2 separate regions of the Homo sapiens genome follow, and region 2 is linked to region 1. Evidence: read pairs that join two places in POLR2A ChIA-PET (ENCODE). Cell type or tissue: Panc1. All regions are shown on one strand.

What was found. Peaks named below come from ENCODE experiments on the same cell type or tissue, not always from the same donor. Only the 100,000 strongest peaks of a DNase experiment are listed, where the experiment ranks them.
Region 2: POLR2A ChIA-PET joins it to region 1 with 12 read pairs; 15 of 35 experiments call an interaction of 5 or more read pairs at or near these places.

Annotation. Positions count from the first base shown.
Region 1 is chr1:28,416,290-28,418,789 of GRCh38, reverse strand. The region is part of intron 2 of PHACTR4 (phosphatase and actin regulator 4); the gene reads right to left. Among named protein-coding and RNA genes, the nearest start is that of PHACTR4, 48 kb to the right of the region's middle. RefSeq lists a silencer at 1,278-1,337. In Panc1, no CTCF peak of the experiment used is centred here; a DNase peak (open chromatin) is centred at 1,259; H3K27ac peaks cover 1,485 bases.
Region 2 is chr1:28,637,978-28,640,477 of GRCh38, reverse strand. All of the region lies in intron 1 of TAF12 (TATA-box binding protein associated factor 12), which reads left to right. Among named protein-coding and RNA genes, the nearest start is that of TAF12, 3.8 kb to the left of the region's middle. In Panc1, no CTCF peak of the experiment used is centred here; no DNase peak of the experiment used is centred here.

The DNA.
Region 1 (2,500 bases):
TAGTAGAGACAGGTTTCCACCATATTAGCCAGGCTGGTCTCGAACTCCTGACCTCAGGTGATCCACTGCCTCAGCCTCCCAAAGTCCTGAGATTACAGGTGTGAGCCATTGCACCTGGCCTTAAAATTTTCTCCTTTATGCCATATTTTCTCATTTTTCTCAAAGAAATATATATTGTTTTTGTAATAAGAAAAAATAATGATTTGTTGGATTTAATCTACATGTAATTTATATAGACTTTCTACAGCTGTATTAAGTGGAATAGAACAAATGTATTTGTTTGTTTGTTTTGTTTTGTTTTTTGTTTTTGAGATGGAGTCTTGCTCTGTCACCCAGTCCAGAGTGCAGTGGCGCAATCTTGAGTCACTGCAACCTCTGCCTCCCAGGTTTAGATGTTTCTCCTGCCTCAGCCTCCCAAGTAGCTGGGGTTACAGTTGCCTGCCACCACGCCCAGCTATTATTATTATTATTTTTTTTTTTTGTATTTTTAGTAGAGTCAGGCTTTCGCCATGTTGGGCAGTGTGGTCTCAAACTCCTGACCTCATGTGATCTGCCTGCCTTGGCTTCCCAATGTGCTGGGATAGGCATGAGCCACCACACCCAGCCGGACAAATGTATTTTTCTACTATCTTTGTCAGCATTTATTTATTTAGAGATAGGGCTGTGCTCTGTCCTCCAGGCTGGAGTGCAGTGGCACAATCTCATTTCACTGCAGCCTTGACCTCCTGGACTCAAGCAATCCTCCCACCTGAGCCTCCCAAATAGCTGGGACTATAGATGTGTGCCACCATACCTGGCTAACTTTTTAAAAGATTCTTGTGTCTTTTTTTTTTTTTTTTTTGTAGGGTCTCCCAATGTTGCCTAGGCTGTTCTTGAACTCCTGGGCTCAAGCAATCCTCCCGTATGGGCCTCCCAAAGGACTGAGATTAGAGGCATGAGCCACTATGCCCAGACTGTCAGCTTTTAGTTATCAAGATTTTGCCAACTTTATAAAATAAACAGGTATACTTTCTTTTTCTCTGCTATACTGATTGATATAGCATTATAGAGCTGTCCCCTCTTATCTGTGGTTTCACTTTCTGCAGTTTCAGTTACTTGTGGTTGACTGCAGTCCAAAGATATAATATGGAAAATTTCTAGAAATAAATAACTTGTAAGTTTTAAATCATGTGCCACTCTGAGTATCATGATGAAATCTCATGCCATCCTGCTCTGTCCTGCCCAGGGGTGAATCATCCATCACCTTGTCCAGCATATCCACACCGTATGTGTTCACTGCCTGTTAATCACTTAGCAGCCATCTCAGTTGCCATATCAACTGTGGCGGTATTGCAGTGCTTGTGTTCAAGTAATCTTTGTTTTACTTATTTGTTCTATTTTATTATTAGTTATTGTTATTAAATTCTTACTGTGCCTAATTTATAATCCAAACTTTATCACAGGTACATATGTATGTATGTATATACAGGAAAAAAACAGTACATATTGGGGTTCAGTATTATCCATGATTTCAGGGATCCACTGGCATTCTTGGTCTTGGTATATCCCCCATAAATAAGGAGGGACTACTGCAATCATCTGCTTCATCAACATGAATTAAATTGTCCACAAAACCCCTGGCCTAATCACATTTTAACACTAGTCTACATAGGATTTTTATTTCTTGAGTTCCTTTGGCAAATTATATTTTCCTAGAAAATTACCCATTTCAGGGGGAAGGAAGGGGGGAACAGCAAAAAAAAGAAAAAAAAAAGCAAGAAAGAAAATTACCAGTTTCATCAGGAATTCAACAGGGTGTCAAGGTAATTCAGTGGACAAAGGAGAATATTTCCAACTTTGTACCATATCTAAAAATTAACTCAAAAAGAATCAACAACTTAAAATAAAACCTAATCTTTGGTTAAGCAAAGATTTCTTCAAGAAAACACAAAAATTATGAACTATAAAAGAGAAAATGGATTAAATTGGATTGCATTACTTTAAAAGCCTCTGAAAGCAAATAGACAAGCCACAGGCTGGAAGAAAACATTTGTATGACATATATCATCGTCTGTCCAGGGTGCATGACACATTGATAAGGGCTCAGTTTGCAGCAATAAATTCAGATGGAAACCAGTCCATGCATTTAGTCAACCTATCCCACTTGCTATGATTTTCTAGGAGTAAGACGTAGTCAGAAGTGATAAAAAGTGGTGAGAGGACACAGGCAATAGTCCAGAATGTCAGCATTACTGCCTTTCCAGGCTTCTACTACTACTACTACAGCTCATCTTTTTCTACTGACAGAAAAAATAATTACATAATATCTGTTATTCAGGTTCACAGAATTTGGTGCCTGTGTACTCTGTTTTCCTTAAGATTGGTAATTCTATCTTATGCAGAAAAATTAAAACCACTGGAAGAAACACATACAGATATGTATTGTGTGTTTACTACTGGGCAGTGGGTAGGATGTAACAGTAAAAACATGTTGACCTTTATACCCCTTCAGGAAATAAGA
Region 2 (2,500 bases), 220 kb before region 1:
ACACAGTGACCCAACCCCAGTTACATGTGCCTCTAAAACTTTTTTCTACTCTTCTAAGTGGATTCCTCTCAGTTTGTCCATCAGCAAAATAGAAGTAATCGTTATACAAAACATATAATTGAATGAAAGCATCTCCTCCTTCTTAAGGCTCCTCTAAATGTCAAGGACTATAACATATTAGGGTACTTATGTATTGTGGCATTTGAGAACTAAATTCTGTTTTCACAGAAGCATAGATTATTCAAGATAGAAAAACGGGAACTTTGTAGAGCTTTTCCTTGCAATGTAGAAAGACATTTAATTTTAGATTTAGGAGGCCAAGAAAGACTAATTTGGACTGGGCATGATGGCTCACACCTGTAATCCCAGCACTTTGGGAGGCCAAGGCGGGCGGGTCACCTGAGATCAGGAGTTCGAGACCCGCCTGGCCAACATGGCAAAACCCCGTCTCTACTAAACATACAAAAATTAGCTGGGCATGGTGGCACATGCCTGTAGTCCCAGCTACTCTGGAGGCTGAGGTGGGAGAGAATCACTTGAATCCTGGAGGTGGAGGTTCAATGAGCCGAGATTGTGTCACTGTACTCCAGCCTGGACAACAGAATGAGACTCTGTCTGAAAAAAAAAAAAAGTAATTTGAAAAACAAGGGCTTAAATTTGATTGATTTTCCAGTTAATTATATCATGAACTAGATGTTTGGGGGAATTGGGCTTAGTTAAAACTACTATTTTTTCCCCAGGGTTAGCCTGTACTATTTGCAAGCGCCTATTATATATAAATGATCAAAACTAACTTATACCAACTTATAAGGGAAAGCATACCGATGCCCATGTCACCACTTCAAAGTACTTGATGGTTTAATTAATGATAATTTATTCCTGAGTTAACATCCTTACCTATACTTGCAAAATGTACTTCATTTCATTTGTGGCTCTAGCGTTGACTTATTATAATAGGACTTCAAAATACCCGATCAGAAAATCATTGCATTATAATTAGAGCCGATAGGAACAAAGGACAAAAGGACATATTACCTTTTTTTTTTTTTTTGTGAGACGGAGTTTCGCTCTTTCACTCTTGTTACCCAGGCTGGAGAGCAGTGGTGCAATCTTGGCTCACTCCAACTTTCACCTCCCGGGTTCAAGCGATTCTCCTGCCTCAGCCTCCCATGTAGCTGGGATTACAGGCATGCGCCACCATGCCTGGCTAATTTTTGTATTTTTAGTAGAGACGGGTTTCACCATGTTGGCCAGGCTTGTCTCGAACTCCTGACCTCAGATGATCTGCCTGCCTCGGCCTCCCAGAAGGTGGGAGGTGGAAGTTGCAGTGAGCCGAGATCACACCACTGCACTCCAGCCTGGGCAATAGAGCAAGATTCTGTCTTAAAAAATTAAAATAGGCCAGCCGGGCGTGGTGGCTCACGCCGGTAATCCCAGCACTTTGGGAGGCCGAGGTGGGCGGATCACGAGGTCAGGAGATCGAGACCACGGTGAAACCCCGTCTCTACTAACAATACAAAAAAAATTAGCTGGGCACGGGCGCCTATAGTCGCAGCTACTTGGGAGGCTGAGGCAGGAGAATGGCGTGAACCCGGGAGGTGGAGCTTGCAGTGAGCAGAGATTGTGCCACTGCACTGCAGCCCGGGTGACAGAGCAAGGCTCTGTCTCAAAAAAAAAAAAAAAAAAAAAATAGGCCAGGTGAGGTGGCTCATGCCTGTAATCCTAGCACTTTGGGAGGCTGATGTGGGCAGATCACCTGAGGTCAGGAGTTCGAGACCAGCCTGGCCAACATGGTAAAACCCCGTCTCTACTAAAAATATAAAAATCAGCTGGACATAGTGGCGTGTGCTTATAATCCCGGCTACCTGGGAGGCTAAGGCAGGACAATCGCTGGAACCCGGGAGGCAGAGGCTGCAGTGAGCCGATATTGCGCCACTCCAGCCTGGGTGACAGAGTGAGACTCTGTCTCAAAAAAAAAAAAAAAAATTAGGCCGGGCGCGGTGGCTTATGCCTGTAATCCCAGCACTTTGGGAGGCCGAGGTGGGCGGATCACCTGAGGTTGGGAGTTCGAGACCAGCCTGACCAACATGGAGAAACCCCATCTCTACTAAAAATACAAAATTAGCTGGGCGTGGTGATGCATGCCTGTAATCACAGCTACTCGGGAGGCTGAGGCAGGAGAATCCTTTGAACCTGAGAGGCGGAGGTTGTGGTGAACTGAGATTGCCCCTTTGCACTCCAGCCTGGGTGACAAGAGTGAGACTCTGTCTCAAAAAATAAAATAAAATAAAATAAAATAAAATACAAAAATTAGCTGGATGTGGTGGCAGACGCCTGTAATCCCAGCTACTCAGGAGGCTGAGGCAGGAGAATCACTTGAACCCAGGAGGCAGAGGTTGCAGTGAGCCGAGATTGTGCCACTGCACTCCAGCCTGAGCGACAGAGCGAGACTCCATCTCCAAAAAAATAATAATAATAATTAAACAAAAAATAGGAATGG